2 separate regions of the Homo sapiens genome follow, and region 2 is linked to region 1. Evidence: read pairs that join two places in POLR2A ChIA-PET (ENCODE). Cell type or tissue: PC-3. All regions are shown on one strand. Each heading gives the region's core, and the rest is flanking DNA. Links, peaks and the distances in the headings are about the cores only.

What was found. Peaks named below come from ENCODE experiments on the same cell type or tissue, not always from the same donor. Only the 100,000 strongest peaks of a DNase experiment are listed, where the experiment ranks them.
Region 2: POLR2A ChIA-PET joins it to region 1 with 5 read pairs; 3 of 35 experiments call an interaction of 5 or more read pairs at or near these places.

Annotation. Positions count from the first base shown.
Region 1 is chr1:85,540,529-85,548,871 of GRCh38, forward strand. It overlaps a transcript of DDAH1 not described here. Among named protein-coding and RNA genes, the nearest start is that of CCN1, 36 kb to the right of the region's middle. In PC-3, for the core only: no CTCF peak of the experiment used is centred there; a DNase peak (open chromatin) is centred at 4,263; H3K4me3 peaks cover 1,331 bases; H3K27ac peaks cover 2,221 bases.
Region 2 is chr1:85,357,206-85,365,548 of GRCh38, forward strand. It overlaps DDAH1 (dimethylarginine dimethylaminohydrolase 1), which reads right to left. Exons shown (of 6, transcript NM_012137.4): 2 at 1,543-1,642. Among named protein-coding and RNA genes, the nearest start is that of BCL10, 85 kb to the left of the region's middle. In PC-3, for the core only: no CTCF peak of the experiment used is centred there; DNase peaks (open chromatin) are centred at 3,106 and 4,166; H3K4me3 peaks cover 607 bases; H3K27ac peaks cover 3,963 bases.

The DNA of each region.
Region 1 (8,343 bases), core at 92-8,091:
TTCTCTCCATTAGAGTATGCTTCTTCAAGACCTAGACTATAATTCACACATCTTTGTACAACTACCTCCAATGCTTTCCTCCTATCCCCACCATAAAGCCCAGCAACTTCTTGCATGTAACCGGCTCTTTAAAAATATTTATCATTTGGCCAGGTGCAGTGACTCACGCCTGTAATCCCAGCACTTTGGGAGGCTGAGGTGGGTGGATCACTTGAGGTCAGGAGTTCAAGACCAGCCTGGCCAACATGGTGAAGCCCTGTCTCTACTAAAAAAATACAGAAATTAGCTGGGCGTGGTGGTGCATGCCTGTAATCCCAGCTACTTGGGAGGCTGAGGCAGGAGAATTGCTTAAGCCTGGGAGGCAGAGGTTGCAGTGAGCCAAGATCGTGCTACTGCACTCCAGCCTGGGTGAAAGAGCGAGACTCAGTATCTAAAAAAAAAAAAAAAAAAAAAAATGTATATCTATATCTATATCTGTATCTATATCTATCATTTGGATGACTAATCAGAACACATTGAATGGTTTTTCTCTATTATTCATTATGACCAAATGAATACCAGTTATTGTCACGTCACCAAGCATGTCACCACTATTCAGCCAAGAATTGAGATGTCGTGTTTCAAGAGACGTTCATTCTCCTGCCATGATCCAGTCACAACTGATGGGCCTGCATAGTAGCACTTTTCTAAGTGATAGCCTTTATATTTCTTTAGAACCAAAACTTATTTGAAGGTTCTCTGTAAGCACTTAGGCTAAGCACACCTTGCTTTAAAAAATATAAAATCCTTCGAAACAACAAATGGAGGAAATGTCCTGTGTGCTAAAATGGAAATTGTTTTGTCATTTTGTTCTTGCTACTGCCTGGAAGAGAAGGAGTTGCTGGAACCCTAAATATGTCTTGGCCCTGGCCCTAGTATTTCATAGGAAACTGTTATTTTTTTAAAAAAGTACTTCTCAGGTATTGCAACTTCAGACATTAGTAAATGATGCTGTGTTGGGTTTTTGCTTGTTCATGTGTTTGTTTATGTTTTATAGGTTATAGCAAAATCCTGTGGTGATCTATCACTAAAACCCTTCATTTGGGTGGTAGAGTTCACAGAAATTTTTAAACACTTTGCTACAGACTGAATATTGTGTCCCCGTAGAATTCATTTGTAGAAACCTAATTCCCAATGTGATGGTATATGGAGGTGGGACCTTTGGGAGATGATTAGATCATGAAGTTGGAGCCCTCATAAATCAGATTAGGGTCCTGGTAAAAGAGACCTCAGAGAGCTCCTTTGCTTCTTCAGCCACGCAAGGACAAAGTGAGAAGATGGCCATCTATGAACCAGGAAGCAGGGTATCACCACATATTGAATCTTCTGGCATCTTGATCTTGGACTTCCCAGCTTTCAGGACTGTGAGAAATAAATGTATGTTGTTGATAGCACTCAGTCTATGATATTTTTGTTATAGCAGCCTGAATGGACTAAAACATATGTTTTCTCATTTAGTCCTCAAAACAACTTCTTGATGTGGATATTAATATGTAAACTTTGCAAATGAATAAACTGAGGCTGAGAATTATTGAAAAATCCTTTCACCTAAGGTCATATAGCTAATAAATGGCAGAGGTTGGATTTTAATCCAGATTTTCTTACTTCAGGGCCTGAACACTGTCTATAATACAACATGGGAATGCCTATAAGAAGCTGGTGTTTTCAAGTATGGGGCCATTCATAGAAGAGTCTGACAAACTGCTGTTGTGTCATGATCTTTGAAAAGACACCAAGAGTGAATATTCCTGAAAGGCGGCAGCTCAGACATGCATAGAATCTATGTGATTTTAAAATGTTTCCTCAGCCTGTTACTGATCAGATTCTAAGGAAATCAGTATTCTCTAGCCCCTCAAACCTCTTCTCCAACTTCTCCTATTTCCAGATATCTGGCTAGGAATTTCTGTCACAAGAAAACGAGGTTTGTATCACCTCATATCTCAATTTCTAAAAATTTCCCAACACCATAAATGGTGATAAAATGTGAGGGTTCAAGAGCTACTTGGAAGGTTTTCCAGTCTTTTTAAGGGAAGAGCCTTCTGTCTATTCAGACCCTTAACCTATGTATTGGTTTATAAAAAGCTACCCACAAACAGGGAGAAAGTGATGGCACCAATATTCAGATCCACCTTGTCCAACCCAAATACACTTTCACACATATGACCTCCTGTCATTTTCCATTCTCTTTCCACTATGGTTAGTATTGTTATTGGCCCATAATGTCAAAGAAACACAGGTTTTTAAACCACATCAAGGAAATCTTTGAAACAAACCTATGTTGGTTGGCTAACACTGGGCGATTTCACAAAAATTTGTACAATATTATGTTTCCTTTTTATAATGACGTGCAGAGATGGACATCATTATCTCAGTTTCATGAAGGAGGAGACTGAGGTTCAGTAAGGTGAAGTAACTCGCCCAAGATCACATAGCCAGAAAGTGGAATCCAAAGTCTGTTTTCCTTCAAAGTCAATGCTTTTAATGATTCTACTATACTGCTTCTCAGATCTTTTTTTATATGATATTAACATGCAGATGAAGTCCAATATTATGTATCCCCAGGTTATGTTCACAAGGAGCCAGGAGGTATAACAAAAGACAAAAATGATTCAACCCTTCCATTGGTTTCTATTTCCTCTCTCATCTCAAGAATTACTGTTAGTTAAATTCTCAGTCACAACTATCTATATACATGTTCAACACATTGAAATTTTTAAAATTTCAAACATTTTGTTGTTTTGAAGAGAACAACAACTGCTGTACAACATGCACGGAGAATGCTGGGATCCAGCCGGGTGGTAGGCTTCACCTAGACTGGTAAGAGGCAGACTTGCTCACAGTGAACACAGGAAACAAGCAACTGCCTCCAACCCTGTTTTCCATCAATTCCTGTGGCTCTGGACCAATGACAAAAGTTGATCACTTCAAGGAAACATTTCCACAGCAGCATGCAATTTTGATATCTGGTAATTTCCGCAATGGTTTAGACAGGTTAAAGAAAGGAGAACACTTAAAGAAAGGAGAAACACAAGCACTTAAATTGGTCATGATAAAACTGGACAATGGCAGGCATAGCTATTCTGTCTGGGCAGCATGGCACCATCTTTGTACTAGAATACTTGTTTAAGTAATTATTAGAATAATTTGATGGGTTTTATCCATATACATCTATAAAAGTGGGGCTGAAAATAAATTCTGATACTGTTGATGAGAAGGGTTAGTTTCATAAACTTAACACAATTAAGATGAACATGGAAAACAGCGGGCAAGCCAAAAGCAGATAAACTTTTGCTTCAATTGGATGATGGTTGGATGTCAGCCAGTATTTCATGGGTCTAGTGGTGAAAGGAAAGCATTAAAGAACAAAGACAATGCTGGAAATACATGATTAAAGACTACCTCTAAAAACATGATGTATTTAGGGATTTTATAGTATTTTTGGTTCATTGGTACTAGAACTCCATTTACAATTATTTGGTTCTTGCAGGTTTGTTCATATTTTCAAGAATGCATTATGCACTGATGTACATAGAAAACTGCCTGTACCTAGTTGTTTTGTCTCTATCCTTATTCATTTAAGCTAAACAAACAAATTGGATGTCAGAATGATGAACACTGTAGAATAAGCAAATGAAAAACAAAACAACTTTAGATTCAGGAGCTGGGGCAAGCATCCAGATCTCTGTACAGGGAAGAGCTGAGGTTAATGCAGCTGCAAAAAACTAGGCACATGCACGTGGCATTGCTTGACAGACAGGAAGCCTTTCCAGGGTTTCCAAATTCTTTCAGATGTTTTGGGGAATAGTTAAAGGCACTAGATACATGAATTGAATTGCATTTAACTCTACATTTTAAAGAACAGCTAAATAAAAACTCCCAGAGCACAATGTCTATTCCCATCCCCAGGAATTTCTTGAGCTGGGAAGAATGCCTGCCAGTGAATGCCTAACTCTGTCCTCAGTTTACAGTCACAGTTTTTCTCTTCACTCAGACACCCAGAAGGCTTCTCTTAGGTGTGGTTTCATCCAGCCAGCCCTACCTATCTTAATCAGACTGACTTCCCCAGTACTAAATAAAGTGGAGAGGAAATTTCTACCCACCCACTCATCAGAGACTATAAGACCCAACTCACATCCTGCAAGCCTCAGGATGGAACACGACTCCTTTTAACTACCTGGGCACAGTAGCTGACTATCAGGAAACTGCTCGTGGCCTCCACACATTGCCACACTATTTACACAGCTGATGGAAGTTTGCCCTGGTTGAGGAATTTGGCTCTAGAGGAGTCCCCTTAAAATTCCCAAAGGGCCTATTCACCCTGTCACACCCGCACAGATGCCTGTGAAGATAGCAACAGTGGGGTTCATTTTCTAACTCCTTCTGTACACAGTTATAACTCAACATGTTTATTTAAAAGTGGGGGGTTGGAGAAGAGCTAGGGGAGCTGCAAAATCTAACATTATATGAGATATTTTCAAGAAATATTTTGAGCAAAGTCAACAACCCCCTTGCCCTGCCTCTCAGACATTCCTCAGCTTCATTCAGCAACCCAAACTCTGCCCTCCATACTCACAGGCATGAAGCAGAGCCAGGACGTGACTCCCAACAGAAAATGAGCCTTTCTAAGGCAGAGGGAAAGAAGCTGAAAGAGTCAACCAACTCTCAAAGCACAGAGGGAGAAGCAGCAAAGCAGAGGGTCAACATTCTTCTCCTTTAATAATTTAAAGCCCTGCTATTAGCAGAGGAAAAGAAAATATCAGACACATGATTGTATCATGACAATAAGGCACAGCAGAGGTGATAAGATGAAGGGAGTAATTTCCTGAAGCCCTTCTCGCTTTTTTAAAGATAAGGATCAATTCTTATTCTTTCAACTATTAAAACATGATAGAAATGGCAATAAGCTATTAATTTTGCAATTGCAGTGGCAGGCCCATCCTGGCAGCAGTGGGGCCTGCTTTCTCTAGCTGTGAATGACCTCTTTCACTAGGAAAACTGTTCAGGAAACAGCTCTGCATTTGGAAAGAGGTGTATATGAGAGGCAAATATATATCCAAAATGTTCCCTTTCTTAATTTCCTTCCCCTCCTCCTAATTTTCTCCTAGCCCAAATAATTAATCTTCTTGTGTTAGCCAAATAAATTCCATTTAAATTAGTTCGTTCTAAAGGAGAAGAAGAGGCAGAAATGGTGGAGAAGGTGGGAGGAGGAGGAGATGCAGAGGGAGGAGGGGGGAGAAGAAGAAACTGATCTTCCCATGTATTGCCTACTTCTTTCCTTCTGAGGAGGCAAAAGTCTAACCTCAAGTGTGTAGGTTTTGGTGCCAAACTCCCTGAGTTTGACTTGGATTCTGCCAAATGACTATGTGACTTTGGATAAAGCACTGGCATGTCAACTTTCTTATTTGTATCAATGTTCCTGCTCGTAAAATGGGAGCAACAATAGTCCCAAACTTCTGCGGTGGTTGTGAAGATTGAACATAACACACCTTGAATAATATCTAAAACAAAGTAAATGCTGAGTACAAGTTTATGACTACTATTTGCTATGATTTGAATGTGTCTCCAAAAAAAAAAAAACATGCGTTGGAAACTTAATTGCCATTGCAGAAGTATTAAGAAGTGGGACCTTTAAGAGGTGATTAGGCCATGGCAACTCTGCCCTCATGAATGGATTAATGCCGTTTTCTCAGGAGTTATCTTGGGAGTGGGTTCCTTATAAAAGGACAAGCATGGCCTCCTTTTGTCTCTCTAGCCCTCTCACCTTCTACCATGGGATGATACAGCAAAAAGTCACTGGCCAGATGTGACTTCGGTATTGATATTGAAATTCTCAGCCTTCAGAACTGTGAGCTAGTAAATTTCTGTTCATTATAAATTCCCCAGCTTGTGGTGGTGTTACAGCAGCACAAAATGAACTAAGACATTATTGTTGGCTCCTCCATCTCTAAACTGTCAGATTCAAGGCAGATCATGCAAGAACAGAAGGCAAACAACACTAACTAGAGATAAAAGTCACATACAGAAGAGCTCTAAATCCTTACTAGAACAGAAGCAAATGGAAGTAAATACAGTCACTCTTTTATTAAAAATCTAAATATGATATTAAACTGGTAATTACTTATAGGCTTATGATTTGTAAGAGGTGGGGAGAAAATGGTCTTTCTGTATACATGACAATAGGCAGAGCTTTATTTGAGAAATTAAGGAGAACTTAGAAAAAAGCAACTAAAAAAACTACTGAAGGATTAAAAAAAGAAGAAATAAATAAACAAAGAAGAAAATGTTAATGAATAAGCAATAAACTAACCTCATGTTCAGCTGATCTCTATAATGATACTGGTGTTTGGGGATAGAAATAACTTCATATTATAGGCTTTCTGGGATTCAGGGAGGGAGCTGCACTATAAATTACCCTGTACTCTGGGGATTGAGTTAGACCCACAGTGTAACTCAATCTCTGCCCTCATCCATCTCAAAAAGTCCAGCTCAAACCTTTTTCCCATCCTCTCAGAGGAGAAATTTGGCCTTGTGGTTAAGAGTGAAAGAGGCCGGAGTGGAGAACACCCTGGTAGGAGTACTGGAACCACCACTCACTGGCTATGTGTTAGCAGGTTAGCAACTTCACTGAGCCTCAATGTCCTCATTTCAAAAATGGGGCTACTAATAGTACCTACGTCAGAGGGCTGTGTAAGCATTCAACATGAGAATGCACATTGTAGATAAAGGTTTTCTACCAGAGGTTGGCACCAGGCAGAACCTAATTCAATCATCCATTTTACAGATATGAAAACTAAGATCTAGAGAAGTTGAGACTATCCCAGGGTCACACAGTGAGTTTGTTTCAAAGTCTGGAAATGTAAATTAGAACCTTAGTCCTGATTCCTTATTCAGTGTTTTTGCACTAAACATGCTTTTGCCTTCACAGGGCTTCACAAATACTCTCCCACATTGATTTTGTCCTTTGCCGAACATCAAGCACATTTTCAACCAGTACTGTCAGGATAGCATTTGAATACTCTCTATGACTGCATTCCATCAACTACATTATAAGTTCCTCGAAGTGACAAAAGTGGTTTAACACTTCTGTCTATCTAAAGATGTCTACTCAAATACTGGGCACAAGAGTGATTGACAGCAATTGATTGATAGAGAGGTTTCTTTAAGAAGAGCTTTTACTCTGAATAAAATATTCCTGTGAGGAAGATGCTGACTGGCCATCCAGGTCTGCAGAAGACAAGACCAGAGGAAATGGATTTTGAACATGTCCCAAGAGATCTATAAAAAATTAACTGCAAAGGAGTTTAAACACAGGAATAACAGAACAAAGAAAGCTGAGGGTTCTCTCCTGAAGTGAATGTTTTAAAAATAGACAGTCTATTTGTAGATAAAATAAGTTGACACAGGCCATTCGTTCTTAACCTATAGTCTGTAAACCCCAAATATAGCTGTTATTGCTAAGGATCTGCAAATTGATTTGCATACCAAACACTGTAGAATGAATAATGTCTTACACTTATATGCAATACCTTTTTTCAAATCCATGTGGCAAAATATATTTAATTTGACTTAATAAAATACAAATTCTTTAAAAGCATTATGAATTTTGTTGTAACTTTTGTTCATTATGTATATTTTAATCAAGCAATAAAAACAGTGGCTAACATTATTGAACATTTACAGAGATCATTTTGTTTAACTCTCATTAGCACCCAGGAGGTAGGTATAATTGTCATCCACATTTCAGAGATAAGAAACTGATATTTGAAGAGTTTAACTAACTCACCCTTTAGTTTTACTGGTATAAATAATGGAGCTGGCATCTGACTCCAAAGCTTGTACTATAATTACCCAGCATTAGGTCACTTTTTAATTAACCAGTGTAAAACATTTTACCTATTTTCATCCATGTACACATGTGTAAGGGGTGGATGTTTATCCATAAAATTTTATGTTTAAAGAAGAATCTCATATCTGCAAGGGTTAATAACAACACAAACTATAGATAAAGAGTAGCTTCAGAATAATTCACTTTGACTTTCAGCAAGCCAGGTGCTCAGAAGTAAGGGATTCAACTGGTTGATCCCTAGGAATAGCTCCAAGCCAGAAATTCTATCATTCTATAATTTAGATTTGCATTTCCCAAAATGGATTCTGCAGAATTCTGGTCTTAAGAGATGCTTCACAGAAGTTTGAGGAACACCATAAACTAAAAGAGCCACCATACACAAAAGTGAATATCCTCTTTTGGAGATTCATAATTACATTCACATAGTGTAAGCTCTGAGAAGTCCTCCAGAGCACTGG
Region 2 (8,343 bases), core at 221-8,220, 180 kb before region 1:
TAAGAATGCAGCGTAGGCCTTCTTGACTCCTTGTTCTGTGTTCTTAGGGTTCAATGGGCATGCAAACCAAACCCCAGAGATGGACCACTGCATGAGACAGTGGCAGCACAGGTGCAGTACACAACTCCAGGGCATACTATTCACACAATCCCTAAGAAGAATGGCGCCCCCAGAGCTGGCAACGTGGTGGCCCCACCCATAGCGACAGTATGTGACACTTAGCAAAGAACTGCTTAAATGTCACAGAATAAACACTATTCCTTCTTCAGGAACATTAATTATGTCCAAAGTAAGTAATGCAAAACATTATTTTGATATTAAAACAAAAATGGCTATATCTTGACTATACATATATATGAGATTCAATATAAAATTCACATCAGCCAAAATATTAGACTTCCAAGAAGCTTCACGCTTTCAGTGGGCCACTTGGGGCCACATTCCCAAGTCCCTGAGGACCAGCCTTTGCTGTCAGGGCTACATTGGTGAAATGTATTCTCTGACATGTCTGGGAAAATAAATTCTCACTATAAATTAAAATTACTATTGATTATCTTGCTCATCAGTATAACCAGAATGAATTTGGGGACCCAGATTTTACACATGATTTTATACAACACTAATTATACGATAAATGAGTTGAAAAGGTTAAATGCTAAAATTACTGTTTCTTTAGTAGCCACATTACACACTGTAAAAACTGACTCCAGTAAGATCAATAATAATATTAGCTGTTCATATTTTGTTGAGTTCTGCTATTATCCATCTGGCATTAAGCCAAGTCAATTTGCATAGAAATTATTTAAATCCACCTTGCCATCTGGAAAGAAAGTTATTTGTAAATGACACTAATCTTGAATTATGAATCCTTTAAATACAAACCAGATATACAGTAACAATGGAAAACGATGCAACTTATAAATTCATGCTGTAGAAGAATAAAGTAGAAGCAAGATACAAAGTGGTGATGTACATACCAATAATGTTCTTGTAAAAATATGCAAATGTATATATACGAAGTACTAAAAGGACATATATACTAAATACTAAAGTGATTATATTTGAATAGAAGGTCATTTTTTTTCCTTCTTGTGTTTTCCTGTATTTTCCAATTTCCCTCCATTTAGCATCTGTTACTTTGGTAATTAAAACTACTACAATAGGCTGGGCATGGTGGCTTATGATAGTAATCCCAGTATTTTGGGAGGCCGAGGTGTGCAGATCACCTGAGGTCAGGAGTTTGAGACCAGCCTGGCCAACATAGTGAAATCCCATCTCTACTGAAATACAAAAATTAGCTGGGCATGGTGGCACACACCTGTAATCCCAACTACTCAGGAGGCTGAGGCAGGAGAATCGCTTGAACCCAGGAGGCGGAGGTTGCAGCAAGCCAAGATGGCGCCACTGCACTCCGGCCTAGGTGACAGCGAGACTCTGTCTCAAAAACAAAAACAAAAAAACACAAAAAACTATAATAAAACAAGTAAATACAAGCCAAGTATTAAAAATATTCTTGGATAGAAAAAATAAATACAACTATACCTGTGAATAAAACATCTCCGCCATCTAAAGTTGCATTTTCATCTTTCATCTCTACTATATTGAGCTGAAGTTTTTCTAATGCTTCTTTCATCATGTCAACCTGTTGAAAATAAAATGATTCAGATTACTATGCTACAATTTCCTAACAAGAAAAAAACATCCAAAACATCTAAACACTAAATCAAGCTCTCGTGCACACACCCACACACATCCACACTCATATACACACCCATCCTTGTGAATATATAATGTATGACCAGTCATGATCATTTGTAAGAGAAGAAATGATCTGTTAAAAATTGTTTATTTTGTTCCCTTCTAGTGTAAGATTGAGTCAATACAGTGTCATTTTTTTCTGTAGAAAGCTGAGTAGTTACAATACTGTTGGAGGCCGACTAGTTAAGACACTGTTGGAGTACGACCAGTTAATGCACCATTGGAAGCTGACCAGTTCGGCCACTGTTGGAGGCTGACAAGTTAGGGCATTTGTTAGAGGTTGACTAGTTAGGATATTGCTGGAGTCTGACCAGTTAGCACACTATTGGAGGCTAACCAGTTAGGGCATTGTTGGAGGCTGACTAGTTAGGGCACATGAGTAAAGGAAGGTGGGAGGCAAGGCACCCAATTCTGACCAGTTAGCACACTATTGGAGGCTGACTAGTTAGGGCACATGAGTAAAGGAAGGTGGGAGGCAAAGCACCCAATTATCCTACCCTTGCCAGGAAATACAAGATTCCATTTTAAATCTTATGTCAGTCATTTAGTCAGAATTGCACACACACACACAGTATAATACATGGAAGGAATATCAATAACTCGTAATTTGAAATCTCAACCCATAGGACAATCACTGTTTTCTATTCAAATATTTTGTAAAATGTCAAAACATCCTTTGCTTCTCTGTAAATGTAAACTGTGTTAGTTATATTCAAACAGTTAATATGATTACCCATCTTTTAAAACCTAGTTCCTTAGAGGTGATTAACAAGTTCAACAATTACAATCAAACCAATGAATATTTGAAAATAAATTTCAGGAATTTGTATGATTCCAGGGCATGTCTAAAGCACAGAGATATTCTGGGTTGAATTAAGGAACACTTCTATTGAGGCTTACTTTAATATAAGAAATGAATGTGAAGCATAACAAATTGAAGCTCACAATTTAATTCAAGTCCTTCCAGTAGCTCAACAAAACAATTTAAATATTTTCAAAGGTCTGCAAAACCTTTAGGATAGTAAAGACATACAATGAGATGACTCGAATAGGGGACAAGGGAACAAGAGATCACATCACACTGGGCAAAGCAGGTAGTTCTTCCAAAAATACAACATGCTGAGTACACAGTGTGAATTGTCAGTGAAGAGTTTAAGAGACACAAATAGAGCAGAGTTACTTCTAAAGTAATAAAAATATGGAAATACTTTGACAACAAGCCTGACATTCATGCATTCAAAAAACATTTAAAGAGGATACAAAGTAAAATAAATATATCATCTCATCCTTGTCCTGGAACTCATGTAAAAATTCCACAAACCAGAGTGACTCAGAACAATAAAAAATATTTCCATGGACAAAATGGTCTTAATGTTGTAGTAAATACATTCAGTGACCTCTTTTAACAGCAGAATAGGTTTTCCTATGTAATAGGAAGTGGAATTGTTGCTACAGCATAAAATAAGGAGCAAACACAATATTTACCATGACTTGTTGGGCTACTATGAACCCAGGAAAACACAACTGTTTCCTTTTGACATCTCTGCTTCTTTGTCCATGGAAAATTCACTGAGCTTAGGGAGAGATCATGAGAACAGATATACAGTTACTTTTTGTTTCTATTACTAATGCTACTGCTTCTATTATAACTTAACATTTCAAAGATTAGGAGGAGTTGAGCAATAACATAAATTTTGGTTTGAAAAGTTTGTATGTAACTATGCAACATTTCAACTCAGGAACTGTATTCAATTCTTAAAAGTTAGAGGAGAATAGAAGTAGGGAGTCTACTATATACCAGTTTCAGAAACATTACATCTCTTTAAATGTCCTATGTCTTTGAAAATTAAAAAGTTTTAGAGGATAAAATGTTTGTGCTTTTCTTTTCTTTTCAAGTTAAAACAGCTGCACTGACATTAAAAAAACTAGCTCTTGTGCAGGGGCAGTACTTAAAAAAATTCAATCACATCTATACAAACAGTCATCAGGATAGGTCCATACCACACATGTTGATGATACTACATTACTTTCAGAGTTAAGCACATGGACAAGATTTTTAAAAAATTGTAAATATCAAGTAAACAGTTTTGAGAACTGCAGGGCCATATGGCATCAAATCGGCAATGCTAAACTGAGGGAGATTTCTGGAGAAGAAATGAGAGGCTGAACTCGGCAGGCTGTCCATTGGGAACCACACACTCTTGGCATTGAGGTTCCGTTGAAGCAGACAAACTCAGCTGCAAACAGGCCTGACACATGGGTCCATAGCAAGCCAGCTATTCAGGCAGTTAGAACACTAAATATAACTATAGAAGTGGGAGTTTTTGCAGGAAAAGATCCAAACCATGAGCCTTTAAGAAACTGCCCATTCTGTGGTTACATGGCCATGGTTAATGTTGACTTTATTAACTTCCAAGAGGAAAAAAAATGACCAAATAACACACCCACCTTTCATTGAGACAGTAACCCTGCAGTGTGGAACTTAGCATTACTCAGAGAAACCATCAGGACAAACAGTATTAATTCCAACGGCTGAGCTGAATGGGTCATTTTAGCCCACAAAATTAGAAATAAAAAGGGAAAATTAGAAAAACAACCTACTTAATTTAAGCCTTAGAGTATAAAGTATATACAGTAATTTTCATTCTTTACTCAAAAGATTTACAAGACCTTTCTTCCCTCCCTTTTCATGCTACATGCACTTTGCATTTCATTTTAAAACAATGTTATACTTGCATTTTTTGCCCCATTTTTCTCCTCATACTATTTATCACAGCATAGATTTCTTCTCTGGTCACAGCTGCTGCAGATCACCTCTGCTGCTTCCAGTTCTGCTACTTATTAGCCAGTGTCCTCAGGTTATTTAGTATTCTGAGCCTCAGTTTTCTCACCTTTAAAGTGGGTATTTATTCATTATAGTATCAACTTTTTAGGCTCCTTCTGGTCATTAAATACATACAAGTCACACAGTATTTGCTGAATAAATATTGTATTTTTTATGAATAACAGCTTGTGTATACACAGTGACAGATACTTGTACTATAAAATTAGTGCACAAGAAAACAACTGTTGTTTTTTCTTATATTTGGACATGTTTCTTGTGTTTTATCCCTCCATGACAGATCCCATCTGCTTTCCTGTGAATTAAAATTATAGATTTTTTTTTTGCAAAGCCAGTATACAGTTAGAGAACATACATTGAGGATACATTTAAATTTAAATTTAGATAATCCAAATCTGATTTCCTTCCAGCTCCTGGAAGCTGTCAAGACATGTGGCAAATTTCTTGTGTAACCTCTGCTTTGAAATAGCCCTTGGAAAGTACTACATAAGGTGGGAAGTGGGCCTGTCTGGTAAGATGTTCCACAGGACTCAAAAGAGCATCAGCTAAGATGATATGGAATGATCATGGTCACTGAGAATATTACCACTCTAAGGGACCCAATCAGTCTAAAGAATTCTTTCTCTTTCTCAATGCCTGGTCTCCTTCCTTACCCTTCCCTTTTCTACTCTCTTCTTTCCTTCTTTTACGGCTCTCATTTCCATCCTATCATGTTTTCATGATTATCCTGTCTTCTCTTTTCACTCCCTTTAGACCTTCATGGTGAGTGGCAAGAACCAGGGATTAGAATAAAGTCTTTATCACTTATTAGCAATGTGACTTGGATAAATTCACCTCTCTGAGTCTCAGTTTCTTGACCTGCAAATGGGAATAGTGCTTTCTCTCTAACAGGGATTATGTGAGTAACAAATAAGATAATACATGTAAAACACCTAGCTCAGTGCCTGGCATATTGTGCTCAAAACTAGTAGTTGATGATATTATTATTTTGCCCTAAATTAACTCAGTCCTTTGTTTGGATTTTGGCTACCTTTCAAAAACAAGTAAAAGATAAAAAATACAATTTTCTGTATTAAATAAAACATCTTTTAAGTTCAGTTTTCCTTTTGTTCTTGCAAAATCTCCCTCAAACCTAAAATACTAAAAGAACTCCCAAAAAACCCAAAACTCTCCCTAATATAAAACAAAACAAAAATAAAGCCTTATATAGTTTTACTAGGAAGCTATATTCATAATAACTTGTTATAGCACTGTTAGTTTAATACTCTTTATTTCAGGGCAATATTTTCCAGTTGACCCTTTCCAAAATTGACTTTTGCTGTTTATTTTCAGTAATGCCCCTTTTGAATGTTTCACATCTTCGTTCTAAATGTTGTGAATGTGCTTGTGGGGCCTGGTGAACAGTTCTGAGCTATGGCTCCTTAAAGAATATGCACCAATCTGTTAGCCAAGCTGCTTTCCTTCAGCTGTTTCTGCTGCTAGATACTATGAAATAAATGTGGCCCTCAAAGTTGGCCTGTCTGTGGCTGACATGTCTCAGTCAACCACAGTTCTGCCATGTGCTAGAAGCTGTGCTATCACCAATGTCACCACTATGTTTTCAATGCCTGCTTAAGTTGTCCTGGTTTCTTTGTAACTCATCACATTACAGGAGCTTTAAAATTATAGAATCATTCTACCCCTACACTTGTCTAGCTCCAGAGAGTTGAACAGTAGCAACATAGCTTTGTTGGTAGTGAGATGGTTTCATCTCCCAACTTTTTGCTGATTTTGTTTTGCCTTTTAATGTTGAGTGTGACATGTAGATAATGCTGAGGAAGCTGTTCAAGAAGCTGTCTTGGCACATCAAGGCACAGATGGCTTGGAACTTGCTGATGCATCAAAATCACTATATTGTCTGAGGTCATATTCAAAAGACCACATTTTATTTCTTTATGCTACTTTAAACTTCTTTGTTAATCAGCACATCTTTGGTCACTGTGGCCACTTGCTAGTACACTTGGCTGATTTTATGACATTGCTTAATGTTGTATCACATTTTCACACATATTTTGTCATGTGAATAACATCTCAGTTCAACAAATATTTGGTGGATGTCAACTTTTTTTTTTTTTTTTTTCAAATCAGGCTACAATTCTTTTTTTTAAGCCACAGCCCTTGCTTGCCTCTGTGAAATTAATCTAGTGGAACAGATACACCTTCTGAATATATAGTGACAATAAAATGGAATATTTGTTGTGATGCTCACAATAACTCCAAAAAGAAGAAAGGGTAGATATTAGTATACCCATTTTATATATGAGTAAACTGAGGCTAAGGGAGGTTGACTGACTTGCCGAGTCAAGCCTCCGGAGCCCATCCTCATTTTCACTTCACTGTATGATTAAGATTCTCCTGAGGTCTCATCATAGAGTGCAGCCCACATCAGAATTGGAGCCCATGCCTTCTGCCTTCCAATTCTGTACATTTAAGTCCACTGGATATTGTAAGATCCTGTGCCAAGGTGACTTTGTATTCCATGATCTCTTCATATCAGAGATAAATGAAATTTCTGTATATTAGGGCCTTAGGATGTTAAGTTATAGAGTGATTAAGAACACTAAGTAATATGAACAGAATATATAAACCACACCAACCTGTTTCACCAAGAAAAACCTGCATATTCATTACTACCCTTTGATTTGGAGATGCCTTAGGTTTGTTCAGTGGTTCATTCCTAAATTTGTCCATATGTGCTGATTACTTTCTTTTTTTTTTTTGAGACAGAGTTTCACTCTTTTTGCCCAGGCTGGAGTGCAATGGCATGATTTTGGCTCACTGCAACCTTCGCCTCCCAGGTTCAAGCAATTCTGCCTCAGCCTCCCGAATAGCTTGGATTACAGGCTTGTGCCACCACACCCGGCTAATTTTGTATTTTTAGTAGAGACGGGGTTTCACCCTGTTGGCCAGGCTGGTCTCGAACTCCTGACCTTAGGTGTTCCGCCTGTCTCAGCCTCCCAAAGTGCTGGGATTACAGGCATGAGCCACCATGCCTGGCTGTATGTGTTGACTACTAAAACTAGCCAAAACTACCAACAAAAAGGGATCGAACAGACATTTTGTGTACTCAATGATCCGGTCTTAAAAATTTCTAAATAAAAACATATTGGGATCCTCTTCTATATTCTAATTTTAGGACAAAGCTCTCAGAAGGAATTTAGTTAGCAATGGTAACAGCAAACATTTATATAGTCTTCCTATGTGCCAGGCACTCTACTATGAACTCATATTAACCTTATTTAACTTTTACAACCTGATGAAGCAAGTACAAGAATGATTTGTTTTACAGATGAGAAAACTGGGGCAGAGTAAGTAAATTTGATCAAAGTCTCATAGCAAGTAAGCAGAGAGCTGAGATTTCAACTTAGCTTTGCTCTTAAGTTTGTGTTATTCTTTCCTACACAATATTGTTACTAACCAACAAATTTAGGTATCTACAATGAAATCGAGTGACTGTGAGGAGCTACAGTACTCTCCAAAACAGATTATGTTCACTATTATTTATTTATTGAACAAAAATGTGGACTCAGACATTCTGGAGAAATGGAAGGATAGAGGCTACAAATTGCAGCAGTCTGAACTTGCATTTGGTTTCTAAACAGTCTAAATTTTGCTTTTCTAAGCATACACAAACTAAGGCTAATAAATTTTGGGAGCCACTACTTTCTCATCAGAGTATGAGGAGGAGTTAGTTATTTGTGTAA